Linked DNA regions of Mus musculus: region 2 is linked to region 1. The links are chromatin loops, found by intact Hi-C in ENCODE. Cell type or tissue: left cerebral cortex. All regions are shown on one strand. Links, peaks and the distances in the headings refer to the core of each region. The heading gives the core; the rest is flanking DNA. Region 1 overlaps Xrra1 (X-ray radiation resistance associated 1). Region 2 holds the start of Neu3 (neuraminidase 3).

Region 1 (9,770 bases), core at 1,180-9,179:
TCTCTCATGTCTAGGATCTACTTCCCACTGTCAACACCAAAATACAAGATGGAAAGATGCTTTAACATAGCTCCAAGCTGCATCAGTCATTTCCACTGGGTTTTACTGGACTTTGAGAGTTTGTATACTGAATAATATGTCTGAGGACCAATTTATGACCCAAGTCAGAGCAAACTGTTGTCATCTTCAGTGTGACTTGAAAAGTCACATGGAGAGAAGTCAGTATTGCATTCAACACAGAATGCTTTCAGAGTGTGAAGACATACCTACCATCTTGAGCTGATGCCCATTTCAGTATGTTAAAAGTGTTTCCAAACTCTGGCATATAAAGGCCATCGACTCTTTGAAAAGGTCAGTCTCCCGAAACAAGTAAAGGGAGGCCCATAGAAGCATGGCTGACCTTTGATGCTTGCAGATTTAAGCTACTAAAGCTAAGCACACGTAGACATGTTGCTAAGGTGTGAATGAAAGTACTTTACTATAAGGCCAGCACACAGGGAAGGACACACTACTCAGGGAGAGAGTGAGCCTGGCCAGGGGCTGAGCCCCACTTCCAGCACTATTCCCCAATTCTTGTGTGCAGTGACTCTCAGGTAGTGACAAAGCCTTCATTCCCTTGTTAAAAAAAAAGTGGCCCTTGAGCCTTTATCAAAGTCAAAAGAGGTAAGAAAGTATGAGGCTATGCAAGGCAGACTTTCTGTATTTTCTATCCCAAGGTTCTGAGAACTAGAGATGTGCATGGGGTGTGCCCGCGCCTCTAGTGTGCTGTTGAATCCACGGGGGCCTTGTGTGCCCATCCTCATCTTCAGGTCAAGGGACTACCCCAGTCCGCTGGGACCAACCTCGCTTACTGAGGTCAGGGTATGCTTTGGTATTGGTCCACATAGTCTCTAGCTCACTGCACCCTGCTTTAAAGCTGGATTCAAGCTCTCTAAACACCTAAGGAGATATATCTCCCATGAAACTCTTCCTCCTATGATACTCCGTTTAAACTCACTTTTCTATAGATTCCTCTGAATATGAATGACCCTTGGCACTTACATTCCAGGGTCATACACCTTGGCCATAATTACCTGTCTGCCATCAGTACCACTAACACTATTACCTTCACCACCATCACCACCACCATCCTCCTCCTCATCATCATTATCATTGTCATCATCATCATCACCACCACCACCATCACCACCATCTTCTCCAGAGGCCAGAAGCAAGAAGCAAGAGCCTAGCAGTGAAGGCCCAGAGAACCTTTGTCCAAAGTCATAATCTGTCGAGATGCCTATACTCATTCTTACAGGGGAACAGGTAGGATCAAAAACTTCCTACCTCCAACTTACTTCCAATGTCTTGAAGTCTCCATATTTCACGTAGACCATCTTGATGCCATTGAACGCAAGCTCCAGTTCCTTTAGAACTGGAAATGTGTGAAAGACATCTACATGGAAACGGGGGGGGGGGGAGAGAAAGAGAATAAGAGAGGATCTTGAGCTTGGAAAGGCTTACAGAGGAAGATGCTAATGATCATTCACTGAGCTTCCAGCTGTGGGCGATGCTTTATGTTGCAGACCTCAGATCTCTAACCATAAGGTTGGAGAGATGGTTTGGAGGTTAAGAGAATTCCCTGCTCTTGCAGAGTATAGTTCAGTTCCCAGCGTCCACCCTGGGTGGCTTCCAACTGCCTGTTACTTCATCTCTAGGGGATTCCAAGAAAAATTTAAACCTCTAGCTACTTCACTAACAAGAATCCATTCATCCTATCACTGAGGAAATGACATCTCTGGAAGGCTAAGTGACTTATTTGAAATAAGGTGGCTGGTAACTGGGAAAACTAAGGCTCGAATGTTAAGTCTGTTCAAATGGAAGGCCTGTCCATTTAAAACTGATATATATTATTTTCTCTTCCCAATCCAGGGGCCAACCTAAGGGTCTTGTGCATGCTAGGCAAACTCTCTACCACTGAGCCACACTCCTAGATAACCTCTGATTAGAGATGCTAACATGCTTACCCCAAATAGTCAAACATCACGGGGAAAAATGTTCCTTTAATCCCAACATTTAGTGTCAACTGTTCAAAATTTTATGTATATACCTAATATTTTTCTCATGTATGTATTGAAATACAGTTTTCTTCTTATAAAAACAGAATACATGCTGTACAGTGGCTTTTCTCCTTTCACAGTTTGATGTGAAGATTATTCCAGGTTAAACTTGTCCAGCATCTTAGTTATCTTTCTAGTATAGACATGCACTCGCTTTTCCTGTTGGTAGTGTGTAACCTATGTGGGAGGGAGGTAATCAAGGACTCCTTCTTGCATGACAACTGGATCTTAGATTCACTTTCTAGGCCTGTTTCCCTGGTAACCTAAAGCACATGCTATGGTAACTGTGTTACTAGGCAACTATTGCTTGTGGTAAAAATGACTGCAGAGTGGAAAATTATGTCTGGACCAGGAGAAGGTATAAATTATAAATGCCCGAAGGGGGTGCTTCTCTTTAAGTGGTGACTCCTAGAATCAGACATGTCCTTCATGGGTATTCTGTAATATAGACCTATGGAATGGCACATTGGTTCCTGTGTTGATGAGATTTCCAAACAAGGGTGATCCCTGCATTTACCCAATGAGAGTTTCTGTCCAGCACCCAGGGTGACTCTTGGCTAGTGGACAACCCTGCAAGAGAGTCAACCATGGGAACTCCACTGTAGGACTCCTGAAATCCTACAGGAACACAATGTAGAATCACTTAGAAGCTTCTAAGTGAACCTGGTGTACTATGTAGCCTACAAGAGCTTGAGAGTCAGGAGGCTCAGTAAGGTCAAATAAGACACTGACTGGGGGAATTCCCTTGGGTAAGTCTCTTTCTGTGGAATATATTCCTAGAAACAGAACTACTAAAGGCAGTGACTATCTCAACTTTTAAAAGATTTATTTATTTACTTATTTATTATATGTATATGTTCCTGTGTGACACTGTGTGCAGTAAGTATGTGCAGAAGCCAATGAAAGTGAGAAGAGGTCACTGGATCCTCTGGAACTGGAGTTACAGGTGGCTGTGAGTGGCCCCCATGGGTGCTAGAAATTGAACCCAGGTCCTCTGCAAGAGCAGCAAATACTCTTAACAGCTGAGCCAGATCTCCAGCCTCATCTTAAATTTTAAGAGACATTGCCAAATTTCCTTTAAGGACTCACACAACTTTCTTATATTTGACTTTCACCGAGAGTCTCCCTTGACTACGCAGGGCTGGCTGTGGTTAGCATCTTTCATACTTGCCAATATTTGATGGACATAAAACTGTGTACTGGTGTTATAGGTGGCTGTGAGTGACCCCCATGTTTTTGTCCTTAATGAAGCTGGGCATTTATCAGGCCTTTTGGCCTGTTTATACCAAGGCATTCCTAGCAGAATACACTTTCTTCTAAGGCAAGGATCTTATTAGATGCTTTGATGGACGCTATCCTCCAACTCATTGAAACAAACTCATTGACACACCCCTTCTAGAACTGTCTCTGGGTATCCCCAGCCTCATCCCTGCCCCTGTGATTCCCATCTCTTCCCAGATCACTCTCTCAATCCCCTTCACTCCCCATCTCAAGCTTCATTCCCCTCCCATGGAAAACCCCTCCTCTCTGAGATTCCCTGGTTAAAAGCCTTCCACGCCTCTTCTGTCTAGAGGACTAAGCTCAACTCTCAAAGCCCTTGATAATCAAGCCCTTGCCAGTGCATCTAGCCTCAGTTTTTCTCCCCATGTATGCCTTGTATACAATCTTCCCAACAAGGCAGTATCATTCCACAGCTGCCCTTCAATCCAAAGCACCGATTCCTGAGTCAATTTCTTGTGTGTGTGTGTGTGTGTGTGTGCGCGCGCGCGCACGCGCACATGCAGGTGTCAGAGGACAGTTTTTCAGGAGATGGTTCCCTTCTTCTATCATGTGAGTCTCAGGGATCAAATTCAAGTCACCAAGCTTGGCAGCAGGTGCTTGCAGCCACTCGACCATCTTGCTGGCCCAGTGTATTTATCTTTTGATCCAGTCTCAGGCACTCTTTCCTAGGTTTCCTGACTCACTGGACTGGGTTAAAGTCCCTCTGGGATGCACACCTGGTGTCTCCTGATTTCCCTGTACCAGTACTTATATGTACCCTGCTTTTGATCTGAGTCTGAAACCATCTCTCCTACTAACCATAAGCTCTCCAAAGCAGCAACTGGGCGCCTTTCTCGATAAAGGCCACACAGTCCTGGCACCAGCAGGGGGCACTGTAGATCTGCTGAATTAAGGCTTTCTCTCTCACTGGAGTTTGCAAGGTGGCCTGCCAGGCTGCAGGAGAGGATTATCTGTGTTTGTGGAGAGGAGCTTCAGCTGACAGGGAAACCTTGGTGAGTGACACTTCAGCACCAGAGTCGAGATCTGTGCTCTCTCCAGAGCCATGAGAGTCCAACCTCAGATGGACAGACAGACAGACAGACAGACATATCCTTTGTGGGCCAGGAGGACAGTTTCTAAGAAGAGAAAGCTCACCTAGAGGTAGCAGGTTTTCAGAGGCATTGATATAAATCACAGACGTAAAATGTTTGAAGTCCTTTTCCTTTGCCTGTCAGAAAGCATGCCAGAGAAACACAGGATTAGTTCCCTGCCCGGGAGCCTGCAGAAAAACCAGAGCAGCTGCTAAGAGGACAGATGCCTAAAAGGGACTGAGAGACATTCTTAGTGCAAGAGCAGCCACGTGGGGAGGGCTATGGGGACTTCTCTGTTTTCTTCTACCCTGAAATACTTCAAACATATTGAAACACACGCTGAGTGATACTTTGAAGATGTAGCCACCGTGACCCAGTTTTAAAGACCTGAGTCTGAACTGTCTAAACTTGAAAGAAACTATTAGAAGACATATGGCCTCTATTACCACACCCTCCACAGGTCTCCTCAAACCCTACGCCTTATCCCTGCTCTTAGTTTTTGTGTATATAACATATACACCAATGTTTATGCCCACCAATTATACATAGGGTTATTTACATGCTTTAAGACTTTATATTCATACTATGGTACGAATGTGTCTTTATGCTTGAGAGTATGGCTTTGAGATTTGCATGAGATGTGTATAGCTCTTTGGAGATTAAACTGTGTTGATACACATAGGTCTAATTTGTCCATTTGAATTCCTTGCTTGAGTAAATGACAAGTTATCCTCTTCTGCTGTGTACACATTTAGACTGGCTCAAAACTTCCATCGTTGTAAACAAGGTGCTACACACCTTCGGGCACATCCTTCCTCCGCGTAAGAGTTTCTGTATCCCTACCGTACGGTGAGCTCATGTGATGGGAACTCCACACAAGGAGTTAGTCTCAACCCGTGCCCTCGTCTCAAGAACAGATTCTTCAGGTGAATTTTTCTCATTCACAGAATACCAAATTCATAGCAAGGTTTGTGTATGAATAGTTTCCGCCTGTGTCTGCCCATCTCTTCTCCCTCTTTCTATAAGACTAACTTCTAGTTCCCAGGAACTGTGGAGGTGCCATACACAAAGCAAATCGTCCAGGTCCCCTGACATCTGGCTCAGTCACGTCTTTGATGCTGGCCTCACCTTGGAGAACTTCATGCCGCTCACGTTGATAGTGCAAAGATCTGATGGCTTCCTGGCAGAGTGGTGCTTCAGCTGGAACACAGGACACAAGAGTTGGTCCCCGCGGTCCCAACAGAATGGAGTAAGTGGAGTTATTTCTGTTGAGTGTTTTCTCCCTGGGCACTCTCATGGACTTGCTGTTTGTTTGCGTGTGCATTCATTCAGCCATTCATTCATTCATTCATTCATTCACCAAATACTATCTGAGCACTACTTTGGGCACAGACTGTACTGACTATATTAACAAACTTTTCTTTAACCCAAATTGAACCCCCTTTAATGTAAATAGTGTTTTTTTAAATACTTATTAGTTGTGTTAAAGAGTTTAGCTCTTACTTCCAGTATTACTTTAGTTAAAGAGTTTAGTTCCCCCTTTTAATGAGGTTAAGAGATGAACGGTGCCTTGTCTGAGGCCCTGTAGCTAGAAAATGGTGGATCTATGATTCGGATTCAATCTGTACTTATTAAGCTATGCATCTTTTGCCTGCCCTGTGTCACTGTATACAATGGAAAAGTTAGGGTCAGATATCAGCCTCAGAATATCTCCTAGTTCAGTGCTGCAGAATTCCTTGTCCCAGCTATGATGGCCTGCCCCATATGGTGCCTACTATGAAAAAACTCTACACAGGCTCAGAGAAGACAGTGGGGAAGCAGCAGGTGCCTTCCATACTTTCTCAGAGTGACCATTTAGTGGAAAGGCAAATAGCAAATACTTAGGAATATAATGATTATTTTAAAGGAGAAATTCAAAATCCAGTGGGATGTGGAAACAGGAGGCCTCAACCTCAGTCTTAAAAGGAGGAAAGATTTCTTTGAGGGTGTGATTTTCTAGCTGAGAGCTAAGCTATAGATGATCCTATGCAGTGGGCAGGGAGTACGAAGGCCTCCCAGGCAGGAGAAGGCAAGATATTTTTAGAGAGGGAGCTCTGAGACCATGCGGATCCACACTGGCTCTGAACAAGGGAGTGGATTAAGTAGGGGCTGACAGCAGTTTCATAAAGATCAGCTTGTCTGACCTACTAAGAAACGATAAGAAGACAGAAGAGACCAATGTGCCAGATGTTGTTAACGACATTTCTAGCAAGATCTTTTACCCACTGAGCTATCTCGATGTCCCTAAAGAAAAGCATTCTAATTGGTCTGAACTCGTTAAGAGTTATGTGATTAGAAGGGGTGATAGTAGCTTGGTTCAGAATTGTAGCAGAGGACATGAAAGGAAGTAGGTGTGATGGCTGTTTAATACAAGTTCCAGGACTTGGTAATGTGGGAGTGTCTACAGAGGGCGAGAGGCAAGTGTAAACTATAACTCCTGGTTACTAGCTCAGTGACTGGCTAGTTAGTGCCAATGGAGAGGTAACATTACCCAAAATGATGCATTGGGGATGTGGGGTTAATGGCATAGGTGCAGTAGTACAATCTGAGGTGCCAGTGAACTGACAGGCAACATAGAGATCCCATTGCCCTGAAAAGCATTCTCATTGTTTCCTCTACCCAAAGCAGCAGTGCAGGTAACAAACCATGCCGGTTAATATGGGAACTCACACGGGGACGGTCATTCCCCTCCCCCCCACCCCACCCCCCACACACACATACACACTCAACTGCTGGAAATGCTAGGATGCAAACCCAGGGACATCCAAACACTTCATGATCATCTTAAAAATTAACTTTATTTTATTAACTTTATACCTGGGTGATTGCCTACATATATGTCTGTGCATCACATGTGTGCCTAATATCTGTTGTGATTTGAATATGCTTGGCCCATAGGGAGTGGCACTATTAGGTATAGCCTTGTTGGAGTTGGTGTGGCCTTGTTGGAGAAGGTATGTCATTATTGTGGTGGGCTTTTGAGACCTTCCTCCTAGCTGCCTAGAATAGTCAGTTTTCTGTTTGCCTTCAGAACAACATGTAGAACTCTCAGCTCCTCCAGCACCATGACTGCCTGGATGCTGCCATACTTCCCGCCATGATGATAATGGCCTGAACCTCAGAAGCAGTAAGCCAGCCCCAATTAAATGTTGTCATTTATAAGAGTTGACGTTCCCATGGTGTCTCTTTATGGCAATGGAAACTAAGACACCTGCAGATGTTAGCAGAGGGTTTCAGATTCCCCTGGAGCTGGAGTTACAGATGTTCTAAACTTTCATGTGGGTGCTGGGAGTTGAACCTGAGCACTCTGGAAGAACAGCTATTGTTCTCAACCCCTGAGACATCTCTCCAGCCCTCAAGTCCCTCGTTTAAAATGGTGCAGTGTTTTGTTTGTTTTTAAAAATCCCATGTATACCCTCCTTTATACTTCCAATTATCTCTGAGTTATTGATAATACCAAATACATGTAATATGTATATAGTGGAATAATATGTAAACAGTTGTTATGCCATATGGTTTAGGGACTAGGAATATAGTGGATATGCAGGGTCAGTTGTATTTGAGAATGAGGGGAGAAAGAGTACCATGGAGTGACATGGTCTGCCCTACCTCAGTACTGCTGTTTCCAACCTCTGTACTCCCAGTGAGTGAGGAGCCATCCTAACAGATAAACAAACCCCACAGGCTCCAAAGCTTGTGCTGCTCAGGGAGGTGAGGTGGACCAGGCACTTTCTCTTTCGATCTCTGACACATGAGTCTTAGGACTTACCAGCAGAGTGTGGGAACAAGCAAAGCTGCCAGACTTTATCTCAGGGAGCAATAAGAGCCCATGCTGCCCACTAGTATATATTCACAAAACCCATCTTTCTCTGCAAAGCTACTGAAGCACTGCATAGAACAGATGTGAATCTGCCTGGCTGGTCTCTAACCTACCATCCCAGGTCTCTTCAGAGAGCCTGTCTCAAGCTTGGGGTCCTCCTGCTTCCAGACAAATGCTAAAACCAAAGGACAAAGGCTGTGGAAAAGCGGGACCTCCCTGGTCTCACTGGCTCCTGGAGAAGTCACCACAGAGCAGAGCACAGCACAGCATGGTGCACAGGGCATCTCTCGTTCCTCCACAGTGCTGGCATAGAATCCTCAGTTTACCTTTTATTTCTGAAACACTCTTGCCTTTCCAACTGACATAAGACTTTTCACTTTGTTTGTTTTGTTTTTGTTTTTGTTTTTTCGAGACAGGGTTTCTCTGTGTCGCCCTGGCTGGACTTTTCACTTTGTAAAGTGTCTTTTTTCTCTCTCTCTCTTAGAGCCAGGATCTCACTAAGTAGGTTCACAGAGATTTACTGCCTCTGCCTCCCAGAGTACAGAAATTAAGGGCATGTGCCATCCTGTGTAGCCATTTTACATAATATAAAGGTACAGGTTTTTGAGTCAGTAGATCAGGGTTTTTTATCCCAGTCTGGCCACTCACTCACTGGCTGTATGTGGGGCCTCTTTCCCTGTCTACCAGTGGCAGCAATACAGTAAGGACGGCAATCCTGGGCCTGCCTTGGGCGCAGGATGTATGTAAAGGTTTCACGTGTTAAATGACATCTCCAGGGTGAGTTCATCATGCTGCCATCACTCTCATAGCTTGAAGTCAGGTGAGAGCAGTGGTACCTGGGCAAGACCAGTCCTTGCCCCTGGTCAGACAAAGTAGAGGAGTCCTCATCCCTCTCCCCTCCATCCCCCTCCCCCTTCCCCTTTCCCCCTCCCCCTTCCCCTTTCCCCCTCCCCCTTCCCCCTTCCCCCTCCCCCTCCCCCTCCCCTCCCCTCCCCTTAGATAATGCTGTCAGCTACTTAGGAGTGCCTTTTCTCTCACCAGAAAAGACCGGTCCAAAATGTGTCCAAGAACGTCTGCCTGGCTATCCCTCCGAGATATTTTCTTCAACCCAGTATCGAAAGAAACCTTCTTCTGGCTTTCCTGACCTTCGGTGGATGCCTTAGCTGCACCTTTCTTCATGCTGCCTTTCCGGACCACTATCCAGTGTCCCCGGCCTGTGGGGAAGATTGGAACAGTGAGTAAGGCCAAACGCCTCTGAAAACAAGGATATGAATACAGAATATTTGTCTCTAATGCGTAATTTATCTCTAATTTATCTCCTGAGTACTACACTACCAAGCACTCACTACTGCTGAAGTGTCTGTGCACATGTCTCATTCGAGAGCCTCTAAACTCAGTGAGGCGTATACTATGGATGAACTGGCTTATGATAAAAGAGGGGGATGGCTGCACAATTCCTTC
Region 2 (9,770 bases), core at 1,210-9,209, 47 kb after region 1:
GGCATGGTCACACAGGGCATACATATACACACATATACAAGTATAATGTGTGGAATTCTATACCTATACACACATCATATAATGGTTGCAAAAGAAACCCTTATCTACTTATTGTTAGTGAGAAACTAATCCAACCATTACGTAAGCCATTGCAGAGGTTACTTAAAACTCGGAGAGCTATATGACATAGTTGTGCCTGCTCTAGATATTTATCAAAGGGACTCCTATTTAACATGTCACAGTCATACAATGTTTATATTAGCTTAGTGACAAAGCCAACCCAAATGTCCAACAGCAGAGGAATAGGTAAGAGAATGTGGTCTATATACCTAATGGGCTTCCACCCCCCACCCCAGCTATATAGAAGAATGAAATTACACCATTTGCAGAAAGGTGATGCAGGTGATGATAATCACGTTTACTCAGCCTTAGACAAATGTGAGAGAAACTATTGTATGTATTTATGACATGAAGGTAGAAGTGAAACTGTCTTGAGGAACAAAGAGGACTAAAGGCGGGAAATTAGAAGTGGGGGAGAGCATGTTCTTGAGTGGCATGTATTTGCATGAAAATGTCCTTATGTAACACCACAGCATGCATAACGAATACACTAGATGAAGAAATGCTTAATACACAGGGAACTGGCTGGTTTTGTGTGTCAACTTGACACAAGCTGGAGTTATCACAGAGAAAGGAGCCTCCTTTGAGGAAAAGCCTCCATGAGATCCAGCTGTAAGGCATTTTCTCAATTAGTGATCAAGGGGGGAGGGCCCATTGTGGGTGATGCCATCACTGAGCTGGTAGTCTTGGGTTCTATAAGAAAGCAAGCTGAGCATGGCAGAGGAAGCAAGCCAGTAAGGAACATCCCTCCATGGCCTCTGCATCAGCTCCTGCTTCCTAATCTGCTTGAGTTCCAGTCCTGACTTCCTTTAGTGATAAACAGCAATGTGGATATGTAAGCTGAATAAACCCTTTCCTTCCCAACTTGCTTCTTGGTCATGTTGTTTGTGCAGAAATAGAAACCCTAAGACACATAGAAAAAAAAAATGGAATCAGCCCATGAACAACTCAGTCAACCATTCTAGGATTTTAGGTTAGGTGCTGCCCAAGAAGCAGGCTGTGGGCCAGAGTCTGGCAAGGTGCTTCTTATTCACTGCCCCTGGCATAATCACCTTAGAGGACCAGGGAATCCAATCTAAAGATACAGAGGGAGATGAGATGTGGTGCAAGCTTATATTAAGCTTGGGTAACCTCTCCTGACTGATGACTTCTAGAAATAAGTCTATGTTGACTCGGAATGGCCAGAACGTTATGCCCTCTTATCAGTTACTTATTTGATGTTGAATGTGGGTCAACCTGGGTAAAGGACTCAACTTGAAGGGAAGGGCCTTCTCCTGCTGAGGAAAACCCAGAATCACCTGATGTAACGACAGATGACTGATAGCTGGTCCTGCAGCTGTGGCTGTGGGCCTTCCTGGAAAGAGGACCTGCAAAGTGTGTCCCAGCGTCTATGACAGGAGAAAACCAGTTGATTCACCCTTCTGCAGAGTTCTCAACTGATAACCAAAAGCCTTGGAAATGGCTCTGAATTGTTTTCGTATTTTAGAAATAAACTTATATTTTCTATAACATCTTCTTGCGACAAATGGAGCCCCTTTGCCAACCTTTAAAGGGAAGACAGTGGTATTTTTCATTTCTTCCTTCAGTGTTTATTAGCTGGAGTTCTACTGTCAGGAAGAGCTCCCCTTCCCCTTGGTTAGTACAACTATTCACATCGGTATGGGCTTGGTTTTACTTTATTCTATGGGTTATATTCTCGCTACCAATATCTTCTAGCCCTAGGGATTTCATCTTTGGCCATTAAGGAGCTCCTGGGAAGGAACTCCTGGTCACTTTGTGACGTTTTGTACTTTATGTGCCACAAGGTGTTGCACACTCAGCTTGCTTTTTTCCCAGCTCCACCTCTGGAATCAGCTATTAGAAACCAAGATCTGGGGCCTTGGTGCTGACTGCTGGGAAGACTGAAAAAAACAGCTACAATGCTGTTAGTAAACAAAACCAAACTGTCACCTAATGTCTGCTCACTGGTAAAATCACCTCCATGTGTTTTCAGAATTCATTTATTCAATCTGGGACCCAAACAAGGTCTAGAAATTCAGTTTTGTTTGGTTTTGTAGTAGATTGAAAAGTTTTAATGTTTTGTCTGTCCCCTCCTCTCCCCTAGCCCTTTGACATTTGTGAATTTGGCCAGTTGTATCTTAATGATGCCATTTAACAGATTTTTCTACTCCCATCTTGTGTGTGCATGTGGTGGTGGTGGGGGTGACTGGGGACTGAACCAGAGCTAGGCAAGCACTCTACCACTGAACTACACCTTCAACTGTCAGATTGGTTGTTTAGCAGTAAGACGTTATACAGGAGCCCTCATAATAAACTGCTTGTGTCTATTTGTCATGCTATGCATAGTGTGCTCAAATGATTTTGGCTTGATTCATGCAGTACAGTGGGTCTCAGCCTTCCTAGTGCTCAGACCCTTTAATACAGTTCCTCATGCTATAGTGACTCCCACCCATAAAATTATTTCACTGCTACTTCATAACTAATTTTGCCACTGGCATGAATCATAATGTAAATATCTGATAGGCAGGATATCTGTCTGATATGCGACCTCTAAAGGTGTTGAAAGGCATATGTTGAGAACCACTGATCCAACACAAAGACTTACACTGGGCCATTATATGGTTCTAGCAGCCACCAAGCTATTGCAAACTAAGAACATTATATCAATTGTTTATTATTATTATTTAGTAGTAGTATTAGTAGTATTTAGGAGAACAGTGAGTCACCTTGGAATACAGCTTGTATAACAAAGCTTTATTCTACCTTCTACTTTTACTCTAGCTTTATTTTTCCATAGCACTCTCTTGAAATGACTGAGAGACTTTTTTCCATATGTCTATATGATGTTATGATATTTTAATTTTTTTCTATTATTTTATGTGTATAAGTGTTTTGCCGGCATGTATGTATGTGCTCTGTGGTGGTTTAAATATGCTTGGCCCAGAGATTGGCACTATTAGGAGGTGTGACCTCGTTGGAGGAAGTGTCTCACTGTGGCAGATAGGCTTTGAATCTCTCTTCCTAGCTGTCTGGGAGACAGTCTTCTGGATGCAGTCAGAAGAAGATGTAGAACTCTCAGCTCCTCTAGCACCATGCCTGCCTGAATGCTGCCATGCTTCCCACCTTGATAATGGACTGAACCTCTGAACCTGTAAGCCAGACCCAATTAAATATTGTCTTTGTAAGAGTTGCCTTGGTCATGGTGTCTCCTCACAGCAATGGAAACTCTAAGACATCACCATGTGCATGCCTGGTGTTCTCAAAAGTTAGAAGAGGTCCTGTGGAAGTGGAGTTAAGGATGTTGGTGAATCATCATGTGGGTGCGGGCACTGGGCCCTCTCAACTACTGGGGCACCTCTCTCCGGCACCATGTTCTCATAACATTAAACATTTAATCTAGTCCTTTGTAAGTTGTTATTCCCCTGCCCCCTTTTTACACGGGTTCTCAGTATGTAGCCCCAAGTCCTCTGGAACTTACTATTAAAACCCCTGCTGATTTAGAGCATGTGGTTCTCTTGCCTCTGCTTCTTCAATTCTAGGATAGGTGTGCAGCACTGCACCTAGCTGTTATTTTGCCACACATATTTGGTAGTAGGATCCTTGTTAGGTCAGCTCTTTGAGCATGGCCTTTGTTGCTTTCTTCTAGCTACCTTGTTTTCAAGTAAGACCAGATACTCAAAGCCTATGCTATACCTCTTTCCCCTGCTCTGAAATCAGCTGTTTTTCTTTGAAGTCCTAGTTACTTTTAGCAGGAAACTACTTTATTTTATTTCAGTGTTGTCAGGCTAATCTCTCATTATTTAAAAAGGAATGAAGGAAAATCCCATCCTGTTATGATCTTGTGTCTTAGGAAAGCCCATCCCTTAGAGCGTTCACTGCCGTACCCATGGTATTTGCTCAGGCTCAGGGATTCAAACTCAGTAGGAGTCAATGTTTTTCCATCCTTTAAGTTAATATTCCATCTTTCCCTTCATCTTTTGACAAATTCCTTTATGTTTTACTTGGTTCCAACAAAAAAAATGAGTTTCAATTGTTTCTCTCCATGTGAGTTCTACTTCTGAGTATCAAGTTCACTTCAAAGAAAGAAGACCCCATATTCTTACACTGGAACTAGAGGAGGCAGCCATTTGGGAGAGAAACTCCTAACATGACTGGGATGAAATAAAAGGAAGTCACTTTGCTCCTTGGTGGACAGGGCCCTGCCCCCTGGCATCCTCACAGGCAGAGGAGGAATGGGGTCCGGCCGAATCGGCCCTGCTGTGCTGCTTTCTATCTTACTGTGGTTAGACCCACACTTGGGGGTGTGATTTCTTATATTATAAGGTGAAGGGTGCTATCATACATCTTACTATTATAAGTCAAATACAAGTCACTCCCCACAGGGTAATGCCACTATGCTAAATGTCCTAGTTCATTATGTTAACCTGGTACATAAGGAACCACTGTGAATTTTGATACCAATGTACTCCACATCTTGGTTTTTATGTTTGTTTGTTTGGGTTTTTGTTTTGGTCGTGACTTTTTCATTTTCTTTTTAGTCTCCTCTGGTAGCCTTGTTGACCTGATGGGTTTTGTTTGTTTGTTTGTTTCGGTTTGTTTTTTTGTTTGTTTGTTTGTTTGTGTTGTTGTTGTTTTTTTTTAACAGTCATTTTTAGCTTTCTTTGTCCCCACCCCTGGCTGATCTCTTAGATGCTGCAGTGTGTCAAGAGGGGCCTTTTCCTCTTTTGATTTTGGTAGGTGGGGAAGAATGGGATGGTCCTTGCGTGTGATTGTGAAACAAGAGAATGGATTCAGTACTTGGTGACAGATACATGTATGTAAATGTGTGTAGACAATATACAATAAGTTATCGAAGGTACAGGAGAGTGAACCTAGGACGTTGCACCTGCTAGGCGAGTGCTCTGCCACCTAACTGGTTTCTCGGCTCTGTTTATACTTTTTTTTAAAAATCTTGCGAGAAGGGCAATTGTTCAGGGTGGCCTTAAACTCATTTTGTAGTCCAGACAGATGAAATTTAACAGTCTCTACCACACTAGCAAAGTCCACAGCCCCGCACCACCAGGCCCTGATAAATATATACATTTTGGAACCTTTTGCAAGGAGAATGTCCAGTGCTTTGTGTGAAAACACCCCCTTCCACCTTTTATCTTTTTAGGAGTCCCCTCTGAGCCTCGGAACCTTTGTTCGACAATTAGACTGTCTAGGGAAGTTTTAGGCGGTGATACCTTCCACAGACCAATCGTTAAGGGCGTGGAGAAGCAAGCAGGGCGGGCACTGCGCGGTGAAGGGGCGTGGCCTGGCCGGGGAGGTTGACACCCAGACGCTGCTCTCAGTCCTCTGGCGCCTGCTCCCCAGCGCATTCCTTCTGCTCCTGGGATATTTGTCTCATTACTGCCAGTTCTTGCGCAGCGGTCACTGGGTTCGTTTCAGCGTCTGTGGTTTCTGTCGCTGTTATCCAGTCTCCATCGCCCCAGCTCAGCTTCAGGCCTTCTTCCGAGACTCCACGGGAGAGCCCAGAGAGCCTCCGGAGCCGGTGAGCTGGGGTGAGAGTCACCCGGAATTCGGCCGGGGACTGTGGGGACCTGCATCAGGAAGGAAGACTGAGTCAGCCAGAATCAGCTAGGACCATTCTACTTTTGCTTTCTTCCATCTAAAGCCAAACTTCAGCTGTAGTTTAGAACTGTGGGAACAAACCGAGACTGTGAAGTCTTCTTACTATAGAGGAGTTGTGGGCGACCAAAAAGGTTCCAAGGTGGAATGTTTTTGATACTAGATTTGCAACTGAGTGGTCTCCCCTAAGTTTTCCTCTTCAAACAAGGCTGACTTCAGAAGTCGTGCTAAACTGTACTCTCCCCAAGAAAGAGAATAGAGAGGACTTGGTTGGAAGGTGAGAGAGTATGGAACAGTAATTAATAATCAGAATTATCTGCTAAAGCAAACAACTCCAAAGCAGACCTGTACTAGATTCTTCTCAGCCCCTAGTTCTGAGCACATAGTTTGGGTGAATCCTTTAGGTGTGACCAGGCCACTGTGTTACCACTGTCATCATTATTATTAGAATAATCATAGTGAAAATTAATGACAATTTAATTGTTGAGGTGATGGCAGAACCAAAACTGAATTGTAAAAAGGTCAGCATTCACAATAATTAAAGACATCAATTTGTATAGTGCCTTAACGTTTATAAAGCATTTTTGAATGGTCCTGATAAGTACACATTACTAACCTTTAACAAATGAGAGCCAGTCATGGGGCCTGGCTCCTGTTAATCCAAGCACTCAGGAGGCTGGGGCATGAGAATCACAAGTTCAAGACCAGCCCAGGTGCTAAGAGGAGGTTGTAATTGATAGAATAATGCAGTGCTTAATGATGGGGCTTGGTACTGAGAACACAACAATGATGTGGTTTCATTGTGAGAACTTCATCAGTGTGTATGCACATCGTATGGCTCAGCTAGGCTGTATGGAGAATATATATATATATATATATATATATATATATATATATATATATATTCCATATATATGCCTATTGCGGCTGGAGCCATGATGAGTGAAACATGAAATGAAGTCAAACACAAGAAAAAATGGTGTCAAGAGATTCTGAAAGCATGGATTGTGTGAGGCTGCTGCCAGCTAAGGTAATATGCTGTTTCACTGTAAATGTTTGTAAGTTTGTATTCCAAGATAATAACAAAGTGTAGTCTAATGAATGATTGCAAGCCAGTAAAGTAGCTTTTTGTCATTTCAAGTTGTATGAGCTGTACATAGATATTTGTATATGACTGACATCACAAACGTGTTATATGTCTGGGCTGTGATACTGGTGTCTAAGATGTCTGTGGGTGATGGGAACTTTAACACAATTAGAATCTGTGGGACCACCACACACACACACACACACACACACACACACACACACATATTCAGTCTAGTATTACATTGTATATAGTACATGACTACTGTTCTACATCAGTTTCAGGAGTCAGAAATAATGTGCCCTGTTTGGCATGGTGGCACAAACTAACTAACACTCAGGAGCCTAAGGTTCTAGGATAACAAGTCAAGGTCAGTCTGGGATACAAAGTAAGACATTGTTTAGGGGGGAAAATTAATGATTTATTTATTATTTCAATTTATAACTGAAAAATAGTGATATAGTGACTGCCATGTCTTGTGCAATAGGCTTTGTAACAGCTACTTCAGGCTTATTTGTTCTTTTTATGTAGAACTGAATTCATTTTATAGATGAGGATCTGCAAGCAGTAAAAGCTGTTAAGTACTCTAAGCTATGCCTTTCATTATGCACTGCCCGAAGTGGGACTCAGAGACAGGCATCCTTAGAATAGAGCCAGCCCAGTGGTGCATGGAAGGAGAGAGCTGGACTGTGGCGCACAGGCATGCTCTAACATGCCGACAAGACAGTCCACCCAGTCGTTTGATTAAGTGGTACAAGTCCCAGCCTGGAAGGAAGGGCAGCTTTTCTTGACTCAGAGGCCACTTCTCTCACTCTTCTCACAGTAGTGAACCACCATTGTCTCAATGTAATGATCCATTGAGTCATTCGTACGTTCCAGTTTCTCTTGCTTGACTCAGGCTGCAGACCGACGCAGTGCAACATTCCCCCGTATCTCATTACCCAGAAAGCTGCCTGAGAGACTGGTCTAAACTGACCGATTTTCCTGTCAGAAACTCTACGGTGGCTCCCTGTCTGTAGGATGGATACCACAATAAGGTGACGGGTTTGTCGGGATCTAGCTCTGCTGGTCAACTTAGTCCCGTCTTTGCTCACAGGTCTTTCACGCCCCTCACCACAGTCACACTAGCCGACTGAAAGCGCCCACAGCTCACTGTTGTCTGTTACCCAAACCCGCAAGCTCGCTGCTTCTTGCCCCATCGCTTGGCTGACCCATATAGAGAGATCTTCACTCTCTATATTCCAGTTCATCTATCCCTGCACTCACTCAGCCAGCAAATCCGAGCCAGAGCCTATCACGGACCACGCCTGGTTCTAGGTGAGGAGATAATTCCCATGTGTAATTGAGGGGTGCAGTGAGGAAGCCACACAGGTGGCAACCTCTTCAGAGATTTGGGGGGGCTGTAGGAGAAGATAAAGTAGTGGCCTTTACTGACAGATGGAAGCCCACTCTAGAAGGTGACTGAGGAATGCTGAGGGTCCCCTGGGTTAGCAGAGAAAAGGCAGAGAGAGAGAGGAGCAGACCGGTGATAGCCAGAACTACGGGAGCAGGAAAGATAGCAGATATGGTGGGAGAGTCCCGCCTGACGGAAGGAGGGCAGGTTAGCTGGAATAGCCTGGGAACTATTGTGGGGCCTCTGATCTGCTGGAAGCCTGTTTGGTTTAGTAGAAACTAGAGGCCCTCTCCAGAGATTACGGGCCTGTAGGAGAAGATAAGAGCGTAATGGCTTTTCCTGGCAAACAGAAACACACTTTACAAGGTTTCTGAGGAGCACTGAGTGTTCACTGGGTTAGAGTCCAGCCTGGGATGAGCACAGACTGCCATCTTGGGGTGTTGGGACCTGATACCGTGGATCTTTTATTTTGTAGCATGCATTGAGTATGTACGCTATGGGAGACCTCCGAGAGTGAGAAGTCCTGTGGGGAAACAAGCAGGGAACAAGGCACAGAGGCGGCAAGCCGTTGTCAGATAACAGCCCAGCGACTGGATGATATCTGCGCACAGCTTCGGGAGGGGAGGTAGTAGATGAGGTTTGACCAGAACTTAGGGAAGTGAGGTAGGGAATTGTGTGACTATCTGAAAAAGAATGTCCCAGGCAGAGTAGGTAGCTAGCTTGGCCCAGTGTTACCCTCTCAGAAGGTCTTTTGCTGGGGCTTTGAGCTGCACAGCTGTGTCTTTGCTATTTGCGCTTGTTGTTTATCTCTAAGACAATGCTCACTGCTTCATATCTATCTTTGTGTGTATCTCCCCCCTCATTCGTTCTAACCTTGAGAACAGGTGTCTCCTCAACACCAGTGTAAGGGCCTAATATATGTAGGCCCAGAAATGTTTATTGAATAAATACTGAGGGAGGATTTATTGGCCTAGCTCTTATGGATTCCTTCCTTCCTTCCTTCCTTCCTTCCTTCCTTCCTTCCTTCCTTCCTTCCTTTCTTCATTCTTTCTTCCCTTCTTCCCTTTCTCCCTCCTCCCTTTCTTTCTTTCTTTCTTTCTTTCTTTCTTTCTTTCTTTCTTTCTTTCTTTCTTTCTTTCTTTCTCTCTTTCTTCCTTCCTTCCTTTCTTCCTTTTCTTTATTTTCTTTTCCTTTCTTTTCTTTCTCTCTCCCTCTCTCTCTCCCTTCCTTCCTTCCTCCCTTCCTCCCTTCCTTCCTTCCTTCCTTCCTTCCTTTCTTGTATAAATTGTTTGAATATGGGCATTGGATAACAGATAATTTGAAAGAAGCTTAAATCTTAAAGTTTATTTTTTTCTGTTTGGCCTGAGTCCCTTTTGTGGCCTCTGGGGAGTGGGGCTTTTGGGCTATTTCAGTTTCTGGAGGCTTCTACTATTAGTGTCACAGACCTGCTAGCCTAGCAAATGGCAGCTAGACTTTCACAAAGACCCATGTAGCTGAATTTGCGGAAAAAAAAAATAATCTCCAAGGGGCTGAGAGTAAGAGCAAACCCAGAGCCAGAGT

What was found. A loop is a pair of places that touch in the nucleus more often than their neighbours do. Peaks named below come from ENCODE experiments on the same cell type or tissue, not always from the same donor. Only the 100,000 strongest peaks of a DNase experiment are listed, where the experiment ranks them.
Region 2: it touches region 1 in a loop (2.1-fold over the local background); 25 of 42 quality-filtered maps call a loop at or near these places.

Annotation. Positions count from the first base shown.
Region 1 is chr7:99,871,035-99,880,804 of GRCm38, reverse strand. Xrra1 (X-ray radiation resistance associated 1) reads right to left here. Exons shown (of 19, transcript NM_001164258.1): 4 at 9,348-9,523; 5 at 5,579-5,650; 6 at 4,515-4,587; 7 at 1,338-1,435. It overlaps Gm38405 (a long non-coding RNA gene), which reads left to right. Exons shown (of 6, transcript XR_003946657.1): 5 at 5,206-5,699; 6 at 7,521-7,545. Among named protein-coding and RNA genes, the nearest start is that of Xrra1, 17 kb to the right of the region's middle. In left cerebral cortex, for the core only: a CTCF peak has its summit at 4,242 (motif pointing right); DNase peaks (open chromatin) are centred at 2,372, 4,251 and 4,659; H3K27ac peaks cover 369 bases.
Region 2 is chr7:99,824,041-99,833,810 of GRCm38, reverse strand. Neu3 (neuraminidase 3) reads left to right here and starts at 5,394. Exons shown (of 3, transcript NM_016720.2): 1 at 5,394-5,653. In left cerebral cortex, for the core only: a CTCF peak has its summit at 5,516; a DNase peak (open chromatin) is centred at 5,420; H3K4me3 peaks cover 1,153 bases; H3K27ac peaks cover 869 bases.